2 separate regions of the Homo sapiens genome follow, and region 1 is linked to region 2. Evidence: chromatin loops called from intact Hi-C (ENCODE). Cell type or tissue: heart right ventricle. All regions are shown on one strand.

What was found. A loop is a pair of places that touch in the nucleus more often than their neighbours do. Peaks named below come from ENCODE experiments on the same cell type or tissue, not always from the same donor. Only the 100,000 strongest peaks of a DNase experiment are listed, where the experiment ranks them.
Region 1: it touches region 2 in a loop (5-fold over the local background); 40 of 110 quality-filtered maps call a loop at or near these places.

What each region holds. Positions count from the first base shown.
Region 1 is chr9:121,275,154-121,283,153 of GRCh38, forward strand. It overlaps GSN (gelsolin), which reads left to right. Exons shown (of 18, transcript NM_198252.3): 2 at 6,317-6,409. GSN-AS1 (GSN antisense RNA 1) reads right to left here. Exons shown (of 1, transcript NR_103560.1): 1 at 5,615-8,000. Among named protein-coding and RNA genes, the nearest start is that of GSN-AS1, 6.4 kb to the right of the region's middle. RefSeq lists an enhancer at 6,321-7,520. In heart right ventricle, a CTCF peak has its summit at 3,737 (motif pointing right); DNase peaks (open chromatin) are centred at 3,628, 6,628, 7,228, 7,788 and 2 weaker places; H3K4me3 peaks cover 1,372 bases; H3K27ac peaks cover 7,198 bases.
Region 2 is chr9:121,373,408-121,381,407 of GRCh38, forward strand. It overlaps LOC102723324 (a long non-coding RNA gene), which reads left to right. Exons shown (of 7, transcript NR_187160.1): 2 at 1,824-1,918. Among named protein-coding and RNA genes, the nearest start is that of STOM, 7.2 kb to the left of the region's middle. In heart right ventricle, a CTCF peak has its summit at 3,003 (motif pointing left); no DNase peak of the experiment used is centred here; H3K27ac peaks cover 2,840 bases.

The sequences.
Region 1 (8,000 bases), 98 kb before region 2:
TTGGCAAATACACTTGCACAATTCAGCAGCAATAAAGCATAACAAGTTAAGATCCCAGGCCGAAGAAGTGGAGAGAACTTGGTTCTCCTTCTGGTTTATGTTTTGCACTTGCCCTAAGACCTTGAGGACATCACCTCACTGAGTTTCATTTTTCTCAGCTATACAGTTAGGGCTTCAATACCCACTTCACAGAATTCTACAAAGTACCTAACACAATGCTTGGCCAGTGCAATCATGTGGATGCTGGGAATTTGTATTATCTCATCTGACTCCAAAGAGCCCTGGAAAGGAAGCAGGTAGGGACAGATCCTTCCCATTTCATGGACTCAGAGAAGAAACGGCCATGTTTCTTGGTGTCCTGAGCTTCACTTCAGGAACTGGTAGTCCAAAGGAACTGTATCGTTCAGAACGGAGGTAAAACAGGCTTTTGTGGGCTAGCCTGTATCCATCCCCCTCCCACCTCCCCTCCCACCACAGTACCTGTTTCTCTTGGAAGGCAAGTTCCCAGTTCCAGTGGCAGCCAGAATTCTTTCTATGCTCTTTTAGAAGGTGGGAGATGCCTGCCTAGACTGTTCAGTGGTCTTAAAAAAGAGACCATAAAATTCATGGTTGCATAAAATATAGTTTTCATAGATTTAAATTGCATTTTAAATGCACTAAGGCTTCATCTTTGAGCTTTTCAGAAATGTGGGATTTCAGACTCCATCTTTAGGGTTGCCTTATTTAGCAAATAAAAAACAGTGTGCCAGTTAAGCATGAGTATGGCCCTTGGAATGTTTGGGGCATAATTATACCAAGACATCTTATTGTCTTTCTGACATTTAGATTTAACTGGGCATCTCATGTTTTATCTGGCAACCCTACCCACCTTGGGTCTACTGAATCCAAATCTGGATTTTCACAAGATCCCCATGGAATTCGTGTGCGAATTCAAGTGTGAGAAGCATTGCATTGGGAGCCTTGCCATCAAAGCCCTGAATGAATCCTTTTTGTAACAAATCTGTTGGTAAAATATAATGCACTATTTATAAAGAGCCTGATTATTCCCAAATCAACCATTTGCACACATCTGTGTGTTCATGTGTTAGGTTTTCTTAATACAGGCTACCCTTGCACTGTTGTCAGTTGAAGGGAAGAATTCCTTGCTTTGGTAAGAAGCCCTAGCCCCTCTCAAGGACCTATTTTCCTCATCTGTAAAATGGGCTACATCCTTAGCATCCGTGCCAGCCTGTGGTGACCAGCTGAGGTGGCCCCAAGGGGATGCATGGCTAGAGCCCACGCCAGGTCCCTCCTCAGCCTCCTCACAAAGGACCGAATGACTTGGCTCTGTGATCCCATCCCCCAGAGACTTTGGTGTGACTGTGGTGACCCTTGGCATAGCGCACCCCCCCGACTGCCTCCTCATCTCAAAACTTTCCAAACCATGACTTTTATAGCAGGGCTTTAGGAATCGCCTGGCTCTACCCTCTCACTTCATGGCTACAGATACTTGTGCCCTGAGAGAGCAAGTGAATTTCCCAAAGCCAACAGCAAGCCCTCTGATTGCTGCTCTACCAAACCAAAATGATTTCAGTTCTCATGAAACCTAAGGCCTGACTAAGGAAGATTAAGAAACCTGGTGGTGGTCGGGTCCTGTAGTGGGGTGGGAGGAGGGGGGAGGGATAGTATTAGGAGATATACCTAATGTAAATGACGAGTTAATGAGTGCAGCACACCAACATGGCACATGTATACATATGTAACAAACCTGCAGGTTGTGCACATGTACCCTAGAACTTAAAGTATAATAAAAAAAAAAGAAAGAAAGAAACCTGGTGGTGGTCATACGCCTAGTTTGTCTTGGTTGTGTGGTCTTGGGTAAGTCATTTCTCTCTCTAACCTATTCCCTGCCCCCACCCCTCCATAATATGGGGAATACACATTTTCCTGTTCCCCTAGGTCTCCTTTCTACCTGGTTAAGGTTTTATTTTAAGATCCAGTGGTAGATCTTGGTCTGTCAATTGGTCCTAGAGTGGAATGCTTTATGAAATCACTGGTACATGTGTTAGGTCAGAGACTTAATACCATGACATCATGAAAGATGTCTTTAGACCCTTTCTCTCCTCATTGCTAACAAAGATTTTATGAACTGTGTTTCAGCTGGACAAAAAAGATGTTCTAGAGCATTCTAAGATCGCCTGGGGCTTTTGTTAAAATGCAGATTCTGGTTCCACAAGTCTGGGGTGGGGCCTGAGGCTCTGCATTTCTAGTGATGCTGATGTAGCTGGTCCAGGGATCACACTTTCAGTTGCAAGATTTGAAAACAATCTGTTATTAGTGTAGAATCAATACTTATGAGATAAGGGACTTAAGAGGCAAGTCCCTTGTTCAGGGCTAAAGACCCAGTGACAGTAATAGGGTCTAGCCTGGAGCCCAGATCTTTTAATGTCTTGTCTTTGACATCTGACTTATCTGTCTATTTTATCTGCAGCTATGAGTTTCTAGAATCTGAACAGCCCTTAAAATACTTTGCTGCTTAATTATGTAGCAAAGTAGGTTCTTCTTTAGGAAAGAGAGTGACTCAGTAGAAAGCCATTGGAAGGGGGAGAAATACAGCTAGCATTTGATCAACCCTTTCACCAGAAGTTTTTATACTTGAGATTATAAACATTCTTTCTGTATTTATGGATGCAAACTACAGTCCTGGGGAGGCCCCAGTCTGTTTTTGTATGCCTCTGAGCTAAGAATGGTTTTATAGTTTTAAAGTGTTGTTAAAAAACAACAATAACAAACAAACAAGGAAGAATATGCAACAGAGAGGGTGTGTAGCCTATGGAGCCTAAAATATTTACGGTCTGGCCCTTTTACAGAAAAAGTTTGCTGACCCATGATCTAGAGTACCCAAAGATTTGCATGTTCTTTTTTTTTTTTTTCTAGTCAGCAAGAGGCCCAGCCTTATAGCTTTGAAATATAGTGAGGTCAAGACGTAGGGGAGGCAGCCTGCGTTGGTGGGAACTGCCCAGACATCTTAGCTGTGTGACCCTGAGCACATTACTTCACCTCTCTGAGCTTGTGTCCTAGCTTCACAAAATGAGGACAAAGATTGCTGCCTGGTAGAGTTATTGCAATGATGAGACATGCCTGTAGAGTTTAACGCTTGGAAGGTGCACAGAAAATGATAACTATTGTTATTAGGGGTGGCCATTTGAACGCTTATGGCATTAATGGACAGATATCATGTTACTCCCATCAGGTCTGAAGGCCCTCCCAATGAACTGGGAGCAGTCTTTTAGGAGAGAAAAATACTCTGCTCCAGTATCCCCCCATCCCACCTCCAGAGCAGAAAGCTCCTTTTTAGCCAGCTAGACAGACAGGGTTCCATGGTGGCTTGCAGACTTTCATCGGGCGAGCTCTCTCCCCAAAGACTGGCCTTTCCACAGCTGAGACTATTAGAAGGCGTCTTCTGTTCCTATGTCCTAGGATGTGATTCAGCAAACAGGCACGTAGTGAGAGCCCCAGGCTGGGATTGTGAGTGCTGGAATGAAACCCTTCTCTTTATGGCTCCATCTGGAGTGTGTGGGTGGTGGACTAGAATCAGTGGTTTTGCTGACCTTGTTTTTAAGCTGCTGCAGCCTTAAGGTCCAAAATGGAAAACAGACCAACTTGGAGTTAGCTGGGGCTAATTCTAAACCTGGCTGAGTTTGAAAACTCAGCTCCTGGGGTGTGTCTGAATCTCAGGGAGAGTGTAATGCTTTTCTTGCCCATAGATGGCAGCATCTGCACTCTTTGCCGGCTCTGTGAATGTGTGTGTGCACGTGCACGTATGTGTTACACACGTGTGCACGCATGGGAGTCATAGTTTCTTACTTTGGTAAATCTTGAGCTGCGGTGGTCCCAGCCCTAGGCCAGGCTCTGGGATACATGGGAGCAATTGGGGAGGCTGACTTGCAAATAGACTATTACAGTAGAGTGTGACCGGGCAGATTAGGGGGTGTGGAGGTCTGTACGGAGACTACACGGAGGACTCAGGAACAGAGTGCCATTGCATCTGGCTGGAGCCTGGTGGGGTATAGTGGAAGACAGGAAGCCATGAGGGCCAAGGCTCAAGGAGTTGAAGGGGACAGGTCATGAAGAATGTGGAGAGATTTGTTAAGGATCTTGGACTTTATCTGGGGCCATAGTGGAGCCATGGTAGGTCTGGGCAGAGGAGTGGCATGGTCTGGGCTTGCTCTAAGGAGGATGCATTGTAGGAGGGAGAGGTTGCAGGAGGATCAGTTAGGAAGGTTCTGCAGTCATGCAGGCAAGAGGTGATGGGGCTATGGACCCAGATGTTGGCATTGGGGTGGGGAGAAGGGGGGACACTCTGGATGCAGTCAGGGGTTGAACTAGCAAGACATGGTGATACACTGGAGGGGAGAGTGACAGAGCAAAAGGGGTGAGTGGTGTGTTGAGGAGGGTGAGGGCCTGGTGTCTGGACTGGTCCACCGGGTGGATGGTGGATGGTGGATGGTAGTGCTGTTTGCCGAGATGAGGTGCAGTAGGGGAGGAGCACATTGTACTTGGGAACAAATGCAGCACCACCATGTGCATCTGAGGATGAGAGTGCAATTTGGGGTGTGTAGAAAGAAGGGGGGCTGGATTCGAAAGGCTCATCCTCACACAGAGTTGACAGAGTGCGGGAGGTCATTAGTCATTTGCAGAAACAACAGAACCCAACTCTGCTTTGGTCTGTCCCTTGGAACCAGGAAGTTTCTGCCATAGTCTTTGAGAAAGACCCACAGAGGTGGGCACCAGGTCCTGCAGCCCAGATAAGTGTCTGGCCTCTGACCTCTCTGGTTTTGGGTACCGTGACTCCACTTCCGTGGCTGTGTCCCGTGTCAGTCACAATGCACAAGTCATCAGGACTGTCTGAACCATTTACTGTCAGCCTGAGAACAGGGCTTGTTTGTGTCTTAATCCCAGGAGCCTGCACGGCCCTGCCATCTTCGGGATCTTGGACTCTCCCCTCGGCTTAGGGAAGCTGGTTTAGGCAGAGAAATTTTCCAGTGTGGGCAGGAGCCAGTTTGCTCAGCTTCCCTCTGAATGTAGATGACTGGAATTCTTAGTGGCGAAGAACGGTGAAGATCCAAGTTGTCCCTGAGAGGCGGGAGGACTGAGCTGCATACTCCACGATGAGCTGATGTGGGATGGTCCTTCATCCACTCATCTAGCATATGTCCACTGGCACTGCCATTTGCAGGGCACATGCCATGCTGAAGCTTTAGAGGTGAAGCAGACAGAATCCTTGCCTCCAAGGAGCTTACAGCCTAGAGGGAGAGAAAGTCCTATCACCAGACACTGATAATGCAGTCTTGCTCAGCAGTAGTGCATTAGAACAATAATAGACTGATGCTGAGGTACAGAGCTGCGAATATGACATATCAACAGGGTGGGTCCCCAAATCGCACATGTGCAGGATGAGAAAGATACAATTTGCAGGCAAAAGACTTAGAAATTTAATTATTAATAATCAGGGTAATAATTAGAGTAAACACATGCCTTGTGCAAAACCCTGAACATGTTTTATCTCATGGTAGGTTCTAATATTATCCCTCTTTGAACAGCAAAGGCAACTGAGACTCCGAGAAGTGATGTAGCTTGCTCAAGTTACACAGTTAAGTGAGGGCCCAGTTTATATAACTTCAGAGTACTAACGTACAGCTCTGAAGTTGACTGTAAACTGAATTCAGCCATGCAATAGGGCTGCCTTAAATGCAAATGGGATTTTAGGCTCAATTAATAGAAGCATGATATCTCTAATGAAGGAGGTGAGAGTCCTGCTTGCCCTGTCCTGGATAGAGCTTGACTGATTGTCTAATTCTGGGTCTTGTGCTGTCAGTAGGGACAGGTTTCATCTGGAGCAGATCAGGGAACAGGGTGAGCGAACCGGAAACCCTGGTCTCAGGAAGAGCTGGAGGAAAGGGGGTGCACAATTTGTAGAAGACTTGAGGGGCCCAGGATCACTGTCTTCAAATCTCCAAAGAGCCATCAGGAAAGAGGGGGACAGACCTGTTCTGGCTGACCCAAAAGGAGGCAGAGCTAATACCAGCAGGTACAAGGCATAAGAAGAGAGAGATTTTAGTGCATCCTTAGGACAATTCTTTTACGCAGCCAAACCCTCCAGCAGCAGGTCTTGCAGCCTTGGCAGGTAGTGAGTGCGGTGTTGCTGGATGTGTGCAAGTACTGATTGTGTGACCCCTGGTGGAGGGGAGGAAAGGGGTTGAAACATCAAATGGGGATTTGACCAGATGACCTTGAACTCCCCCTGAGGCTGACATTCTGTGCCCTTTGTTTACAGGTAGTGCTCATAGCTCTCTTTGTCCAGTGCTTCGGCCTTGGTCCCAGCGCCTTCCCACGGAGCAGCACTCTTCACCCTGCACAGCCTTGTTAGGTAGGTAGAGCAATACAGACACCTGTCGTCCTCTTAAACCCCGCCCTGGCTGCCCAGGGAAGCCTGGAGGGGACTTCAGTGGTGGAAGCAGCCGCTGTAGCCACAGTGGATTCAGTGGGAGTCCCTGAGGTCTTCCTAATAAGGCTCAGAGTGCGTCTCTGCTCCTTTCCTGTCCTTGAGAGGGAGGTCAGGCGAGAGTGATCTTGTAGGGAGGAGGCCGGGACTGGGCTCGGTGCCCGGATGCCTGGCTCCCACCCTGGCTGTGCTGGTTGCTTGCTATGTGACTTTAGGAGAGTTGCTTTCCCTCTCAAGGCCTTGGTTGCTATTCTGTAGAAGAGCAGAGTCCCCATAAAGAGGAGGTGCAGGAATTCTTCCCAGAGGCTTTGGAGAGGTGAGAAAAATGGGGGTCCATTTGCCAAGTCTCTGGACTTGTTGACCAGAGGAGGAGCACCTGAGGTGTGTGAGTCATGGGGAAGCGGATGAGTCATGCCCGCTGGGGCCAGCTGGCAGGGTGGGGCCCACCTGACTATCAGATTCACAGGTGACCTGCTGAAGTAGGTGGGGAGGTGGGGGGAGGAGTGCAGAGTCCTGGGCTGGAAGCCAGGAGACTGGCTCACCTCCCAGCTTCAGCCTCGGTTTCTCCACCTGTAGGATGGGTGCCTTGGTCTCCCCCTACCCACCTAACAAAGCTGCTGTGTGGACCCAACGAGCTTGTAGATGCCAAAGGGCTTTGTGACCAGTGAGACAGGAAGGATCACTACTAGGGGGAATCGCCCAGCTTCCAACACCCAAACAGAAGTGAATTTCTAATGAGCAATTGTGCAAGAACCCAGGAAAACACCCCTCCAACCCACGCCATCCCTTTTCTGCCAAAAGGAGAAGGGGATGAATGAATACAGGACTTACGCGTCTGCTGTGGCCCAGCTGGCTTCCAGATGGTGACATGAGCCACCCACAGCCGGAGCTGTTCCTCTTTCCCAAAGCTCAGGTGAAAGGGCTTTTTGGTGGTCCCCAGGATGTTGTGCCCCAAAAGCCAGGGATTCCCAAAAGGTCTGCCGGGCCCAGAAAGCTGACTCACCCCATCAGCGGCTATCCAAAGGTTCTGCTGACAAAGAGGTAGCCCTAGTGCTGCCCTAATAGGAGGACTTGAGGGCCGGGTCTTGGCTCTGATGCATCTGCCTTTGAGACTGAGCCCTGATAACTCCAAAAGCCAAGTTGCCTCAATGTAATCTGTCAACAAAAAGAATGTTATGCTCTGTTGATGCTTTTGGTGACTATGACACAGGGGCCCTGTCTTCCGCAGACCCTGCAGGGCCAGGCTGGCATAGACCCAGCTGAGCAACCGTCGCCTGAGAGCTTTGCTTATTCATCCCTCTTTACTCCTCTGCCCCCTGCAATGTACCAGCCCTGTGCCCACCTCCACGGAACCTTGGTTCAATCAGGGAGGCCCCAGTGACCTCCTCGATGTCCAATCCAGTGCTCTTTCCTCAGGACTCCATGTGCCAGTCTCTAGTGCAGTTCCAGAAACTCCCTCCTTTTGCTTCTGGGAGGCTGCACTGTCTGGTTTATTTCCTCTTCTCTTTTTAGTTAG
Region 2 (8,000 bases):
AAGAAACTAATTAAACCCTTCGGTAGAGGAGGCCTTGATTACAAATTGCATATTGTGAAAAAGGATTTAGGTTTCATTTTTGTTGGAAAGGAAAATGGTATTTCAAAATGAATTTAATATGTGTACCCCTATCAGTTACCTAAGCCCAAGTCTCAAGACAATCTTAACAGTGTAGTGTCCCTTCTGGAGAATTAGAAGTGTCTCCCTTTGGGGTAAAGACTTTGGTAAACACTTCTTGGCTCTGGTTTCAGATTGCATCAGTTCTAAAACTAATTCCTGGCCCTAAACTAAGAACAAGCTTTGACTTGATTTTTAAACTGCTTTTAGAATAGAGTTTCCAATTTTTTATTTAAATATGCTTACTCTCACTTGCCCATGAAATTGGTGTATTCTGGCTTTCTCGTGCATATTCTGTTATAAATGTATTGATTAAATGTACTTTAAAAATCAATTTCTCACTCTTAAGATTAGAAAAAAACAAATATTAGTACATCCCTTTCTCCTTTTGGAGGATTTTTAATCTTAAATTTTCTCCCAGTAATGATTAGAAGTTAGAATGATTTTTTTTAAAGAACCTTATGGCCAGGCGCAGTGGCTCATGCCTGTATCCCAGAACTTTGGGAGGCTGAGGTAGGCAGATCACTTGAGGTCAGGAGTTTGAGACCAGCCTGGGCAACATGGTAAAACCCCGCCTCTACTGAAAATACAAAAAATTAGCCGGGCATGGTGGCGCATGCTTGTAATCCCAGCTACTTGGGAGGCTGAGGCAGGAGAATTGCTTGAACCCGGGAGGCGGAGGTTGCAGTGAGCGGAGATCATGCCACTGCACTCCAGCTTAGGCAACAGAGTGAGATTCCATCTCAAAAAATAAAATAAAATAAATAAATAAATAACATTATGCTTTTTAAATGGAGACATATAAAATTGTGAGTACTTTGAAGAGAGAATTTCTTATCACCTCTAACAAAACTGCTATTACAATTTTGGTGAATTTTTCCTCTAGTTGTTATTTGAAGGATACTTATATATAGTTTGAAAATCAGAGTAGATGTTCCATATTTCCTTTATTTTTTATTTTTATTTTTTATTTTTTAGATGGAATGTTGCTCTGTCACCCAGGCTGGAGTGCAATGGCATGATCTCGACTCACTGCAACCTCTGCCTCCTGGGTTCAAGCAATTCTTCGGCCTCAGCCTCCCGAGTAGCTGGGACTACAGGCACCTGCCACCACGCCTGGCTAATTTTTTGTATTTTTAGTAGAGACGGGGTTTCACTGTGTTAGCCAGGATGGTCTCGATCTCCTAACCTCGTGATCCACCTGCCTTGGCCTCCCAAAGTGCTGGGATTACTGGCGTGAGCCACCACGCCTGGCCGTTCCGTATTTCCTTTATGTTTTATTTTGCTGTTATTTGCCTAGCATATTCAAGGTACCAAATTAAGTATTGATTGATGGTAATAGTGATAACATTAAGACTTGGAGATCAGGTTAAAGACAGATATGCACCATGAATCCGTAATTGAATAAGACAGAAGGAAATTTAATTAGCCTTTTTCCTGTGTCCATAGCAGTGCTTTAATAAGAACAATAGAAAAGTCTTTTTTTTTTCCTTTAAATTGCTAATCCAGGATGTTTTCGATGCTTTTATGGAAGTCAGCTAACTAAATACCTTGAGAGAACAGCAATACCATCAAATTACATCTGTCTGTGACATTTTCTCTAGGATGGGACTAACAAATTTGATCTGTTTTTTTTTAATATGTATTAATTCACACTTATTGCATTACAACAAGGTTTTTGTCTTCTTAGCTCTTCTCTTTTTCAGGAAATTACTCCAGGATTTGAATCATCACAAGAGATTCACCAGAGGATTTTATACACTTGGGCTGTGGCAGCAGACTAATTACATCACAGCACTAGGTAAGATACCGGGAGTCCGGATCCTCAGGACTTATGAAAATAAAAAGCATTACTGTAATATTAGTGCTATTTATTGGAGTTATCTATGAAAAGAATCTTATTAATCTGCTTTTTTATTAGCTCACTTAGCAAATATTTATTGCATACCAACTATGTGCCAGGCATTGTTCCAGGTGTTTGGGCCACATCAGGGACCAAAAAAGACCAAAATTCCTGTCCTCGTGGATCTCACATTCTAGTATTCCTTTCCATATGCATTAGCTTGCTAGGGTTTCCATAACAAAATATGACAGACTGGGTAGCTTAAACAACAGGAATTAAATTTTTTTTTTTTTTTTTTTTACACTTCTAGAGGCTAGAAGTGCAAGAACAAGATGTTAGCAGGGTTGGTTTCTCCTAAGGACCATGAAGGAAGGATCTGTTCCAGGCCTCTGTCTTTGACTTGTAGATAAATGTCTTCTTCCTGTGTCTTCACATTGTTTTTTGTTTGTGTGTCCGTGTCCAAATTTCTTCTTCTTAGAAGGATACCAGTCATATTCAATTAGAGTCCATCCTAATGACTTCATTTTAACTTAATTACCTCTTTAAAGATCCTTTATCCCAAGATAGTCACATGCTGAGATATATGGTGTTAGGACTTCAACATGTGAATTTTGGGGGAACACAGCCCATAATATCACATATGATTACTGTGTATCCACATCTTTGTGTTGTCTGTGTTCTCCTATCCACATCCCTGAGATATCCAAAGCCATTTATGTTTACTTGCAAAATGTGTCCAGTGACCTGTAATTATGAGTGATTACTTTTCTAGGTATGACTTATTATTTTGAAAGTTTTACTTTTTAATTGACATATAATAGAGGTATAAATTTTCAGGGCACATGTGATTATTAAATACATTTGTATAATTTGTAAAGGTCAAATCAGTGTAATTGGGATATCTATCACCTTGTTTGTTTTTTATTTATGTTAGAAACATTTGAATTATTCTCTTTTCGCTATTTTGAAATATACAAGACATAATTTAATTTTAAGCTATACTAAAAAGTTCTTGGTTAGGAAGGATTATTCTACTTGGAATGATGCTCCATCTAGTGTTCACCATATTCTACTACTTTTGTTAAAGTTTTAAAAATGAATAAAGGGGAAACTGTGTTGAAGAAGGGGTCCTCTATTTAACAGTTAGGTTCTTACTCACAGAGCACTATGGATTCATAGTAAAAAAAAAAATATTGTTTCAAATACCATATGTGGGAGGAAAGAGCGGTCTATATAAGACATTACTTTTAATAATTCAAGAAATATCGTTACCATCATTTACTGTCACCACCAGTTACGATGTACTTTTATCCCATGAGGAGACTGAGACTGAGTTTAGTCATTTACCCAAAATTTCACAGATCTTGGTCAGGTACAAGTCAGTGATGGAGATATTGTTTGCCCTACATACACTGTGTAATTCCTGAATTTGAACTCCTAATTATTCAGAATAAATAAAAAGAGACAAAAAGACACAAACTTGTCCTGATGCACTTTTTAGATATGAACACATGTAAGCATATACCTAATTGGGTACTGAAGTTTCCCTTCAATTTTAGTACATTTTAATCCTTGTCTTATATTGAAATGTTATCTTTTTGTTCAGTATTTTATCATTGTTGATGTGCTGTGTCAGAATGTGTCTGTCCATCTTAGATAGTAAATTTATAAATGACAGGACTTAATCCACAACCAAATCAGCATATTATAGTTTATTTCATTGTATATCTTGAATGAAATTGAAAAATTTAAATAACTATTTAAAAGTTTGGACTTTCCTCTTTGTAGTTTTAAAACATAATTTTTGTTTTTCTCTTGTACAAGTTGAATGGGGCAGCTTGACTGCTTGGAGACATCAGGAAAGACTTCCAGGGAAACAGGAGTTTAGTAGGATAAACATGGCTTACAATAGGATGCTTCAGGAATACAGAAAGGTCCTTGTAAATTCATAGGCGTGTGTCAGAGCTTGACACTTTTGGGTAAATGTAAGTAGTAACAGTGCAGGCAGTGGTGTTGAAAAATGACAGTGGATTAAAAGGCATAGCCTAAACTTAAAAGATAACTATGAAGCTGCTCAAAGAGCTTAACAATGGGAGTGGAATGAACATATTGGACTTATCAAAATATTATATAATGGACAATCTAAATAGGCTTATATATATTAAATAATTGAATTAATAATGATAATTTCTAGAACAGAAAGCACCAAGTCCAGATGGGCTCATTGGCAAATCCTACCAAATATTTAAGAAAAATATTGTACCAATGCTCTATAATCTTTCAGAAGACAGAAGCAGAGGAAACATTTCCTAACTCATTTTATGAGGCCATAATTACTCTAATATCTAATACCAAAATCAGACAGAGACATTAGAAAAAAAGAAAACTACAGACAAATATGGCTTATGAACATAGATGCAAAAGTCCTCAACAAAATATTAGCAAATCCAATCCAATGATGTATAAAGATAATTATGCATTATGACCAAGTGCAGTTTATTCTAATAATGCAAATCTGGTTCACCATTTGAAAATCAATTAATGTAATCTGTCATATCAACAGGCTAAAGAAGAAAAATCACATGATCATATCAATAGATGCAGAAAAAGCATCTGACAAAAACCAGCTCTCATTCATGATCAGAACTCTCAGCAAACTAGTAATAGAGGGGAACTTACTCAACTTGATAAAGAACATATGCAAAAATCTTTCAGCTAACATCGTACTTAATGGTAAGAAATTGAAGCTTTCCCACTAAGATCAGGAGCAAGGCAAGGACGTCTCCTTTGACCAACCCTTTTCAACATCATATTTATTGGAAGTCCTAGCTAATGCAATAAGACAAGAAAAAGAAGTAAAAAGTATACAGATTGGGAAGAAGAAAATAGAACTGCCTTTGTTTGCAGATGACATGATTATCTATGTAGAAAATCTGAAAGAATTGACCAAAAAAACCCTCCTGGAGCTAATAAGCAATGATAACAAGGTGGCAAAAATAGGTTGATATACAAAAGTTAATTGCTTTCCTATATGCCAGCAACAAACAAATGAGATTTGAAATTAAAACCAAAATCCCATTTACAATAATACCCCCAACTTAAATACTTAGGCATAAAACTAACAAAAATATGTAAGACCTTTATAAGGGAAGTTATAAAACTCTGATGAACATATAAAAAGCTAAATAAAGGAGAGAGATTCCATGTTTATGGATAGGAAGACTCAATATTACCAAGACATCACTTCTTCCCAACTTGATGTATAGATCCAAGGCAGACCAAACCAAAATCCCAGAAAATAATTTCCTGGATATTAACAGAATCTTTTTTTTTTTTTTTTTTTTTCCTGAAACGGAGTCTCACTGTGTTGCCCAGGCTGGAGTGCAGTGGGGCGATCTCGGCTCACTGCAAGCTCCGCCTCCCAGGTTCACACCATTCTCCTGCCTCAGCTTCCCGAGTAGCTGGGACTACAGGCGCCCGCCACCACGCCCGGCTAATTTTTTGTATTTATAGTAGAGATGGGGTTTCACCCTGTTCACCGGGATGGTCTCAATCTCCTGACCTCGTGATCCCCCCGCCTCGGCCTCCCAAAGTGCTGGGATTGCAGGCGTGAGCCACTGTGCCCGGCCTATTAACAGATTCTTAAGTTTATAAGGACAGGCAAAAGACCTAGTATAGCAAACATAATATTGAAGAAGCACAAAGTTGGAGGACTGTCACTACCTGACTTCAAGACTTACTATAAAGCTACAGTAATAAGGACAGTATGGTATTTGCAAAATAATAGAAAAATAGATCAATGGAACAGAATAGAGAGCACAGGTATAGACCCATACAAATACTATCAACTGATTTTTTTTATAAAGGAGCAAAGGGAATACAATGGAGAAAAGATAAGTTTTCAACAAATGGTGCTGAACAAGGGGATGTTCACATGCAAAAAGATGAATCTAGACACAGATCTTAAACTTCACAAAAATCAGCTCAAAATGGATTATAGACTGAAATGTAAAATGCTAAACTATGAAACTCCTAGAAGATAACAGAAGAAAATCTAGATGACCTTGGGTTTGAGGTGAATATTTTAGATCCAACACCAAAGGCATGATCCATGAAAGAAATAATTGATAAGTTGTACTTCATTAAATTAAAAACGTTTAATCTGTGAAAGCACTGTCAAGAGAATGAAATGACAAGCCACAGACTGGGAGAAAACATTTGCAAAATACATTTGATAAAGGACTGGGGTCCAAAGTACTCTAAAAACTCACCAAAGAAGACATACAGATAGCAAATAAGCATATGAAATTGTCGACATTGTATGCCATTAGCAAATTGCAAATTAAAACGAGATACCACTACATACATATTAGAATGGCTCAAATGCAAAACATTAACAACATCAAATGCCAAATGCTGGTGCAGCAAGAACTCTTCATTCATTGCTGGTGGGAATGCATAATGGTAGAGCCGTTACACAGTGCCAATCATAATCCGAAAGACAAAATCCCAAATGCCATAATCTCAAATGCCTATGAAGTGTTCGGTTGTGTTTTTATGTTTCTCAAACAAACCTCCTTTACAAATGTAAGTAAATGTCTTTAAAAAATTGTTTTTTAATTATCTTTCCAGAATTATATTGTGATTTTGGTCTATCAGGATCAGGATTTTTGGGATTTTAGACTTTAGGGATTTTGATCTTTTGGGATTTCAACATTTGATATTACAGCATTTGCAATTGTATCTTTCAGGAGTATGGCCCAAACCCCAGCCATGTAGAAAACAATTTGATAATTTCTTAAAAAACTAAACACCCAGCCACTGTTGAAAATAGTTTGTCAATTTCTTAAAAAAACTAAACACACTTTTGCCATACAATCCAGTAATCATGAGCCTTGGTATTTACTCAGATGAGTTGAAAAGTTATGTCCACATAAAACCTGCATGCAGATGTTTATAGCAGCTTTATTCATAATTGTCAAAAATTGGAGGCAACCAAATTGTCTCTTAGTAGGTGAATGGATGAATAAACTGTAGTACATCCAGACAATGGAATATTTTTCAGTGCTAAAAAGAAATAAGCTATCAGCTGGGTGCAGTGGCTCACGCCTATAATCCCAGCAGTTTGAGAGGCCGAGGTGGATGGATCACTTGTGCCCAAGAGTTCGAGACCACCCTGGCCAACATGGCAAAAACCCATCTCTACAAAAAATACAAAAATTAGCCAAACGTGGTGGCATGTGCCTGTAGTCCCAGCTACTTGGGGGGACTGAGAGAGGAGGATTGCTTGAGCCCGGAAAGGAGAGGCTGTAGTGAGCCATGTTTGTGCCACTGCATTCCAGCCTGGGCACAGAGTGAGACCCTGTCTCAAAAAAAAAAAAAAAAAAAAGGAAAAGAAAAAGAAGCCATCAAGCTGTGAAAAGACATAGAGAAATCTTAAATGCACATTGCTAAGTGAAATGAGCCAATCTGAAAAAGCTATATACTATATGACTTCAACCATATGACATTCTGGAAAAGACAAAACTATGGAGACAGTAGAAAGGTCAATGGTTGTGAGAGATTGGAGGGAGGGAGGAAAAACTGTGAAGAATGTAGGGAATTTTTAGGGCAGTGAAACTATTCTATATGGTACTATAATGGTGAATGAATGTACTTATGTGTTTGTCAAAACCCATAGAATGTACAACACCAAAAGTGAACTCTAATGTAAACCATGGACTTTGGATGATAATAAAATGTCAATATAGGCTAGTTGATTGTAACAAAGGCAAGAGGTGTTAATTGTGGGGAGGCTGTGTGTGTGTGTGTGTGTGTATGTATGTGTATGTATGTGTGTGTGGGAGCAAAAGTCATAAAAGAAAATTCTCTGCACTTTCTGCTCTATTTTGCTGTGAACTTAAAACTGCTCTAAAAAATAAAGTTGATTTTTTTAAAAAGCATGCTATCAGTAAGCCACCCAGACTTCAATCTGTTTCACTCTTGAATGAATTCACATCAGGCATCCTTTTTACATAACTTTAAATTGATTTTTAAGAAT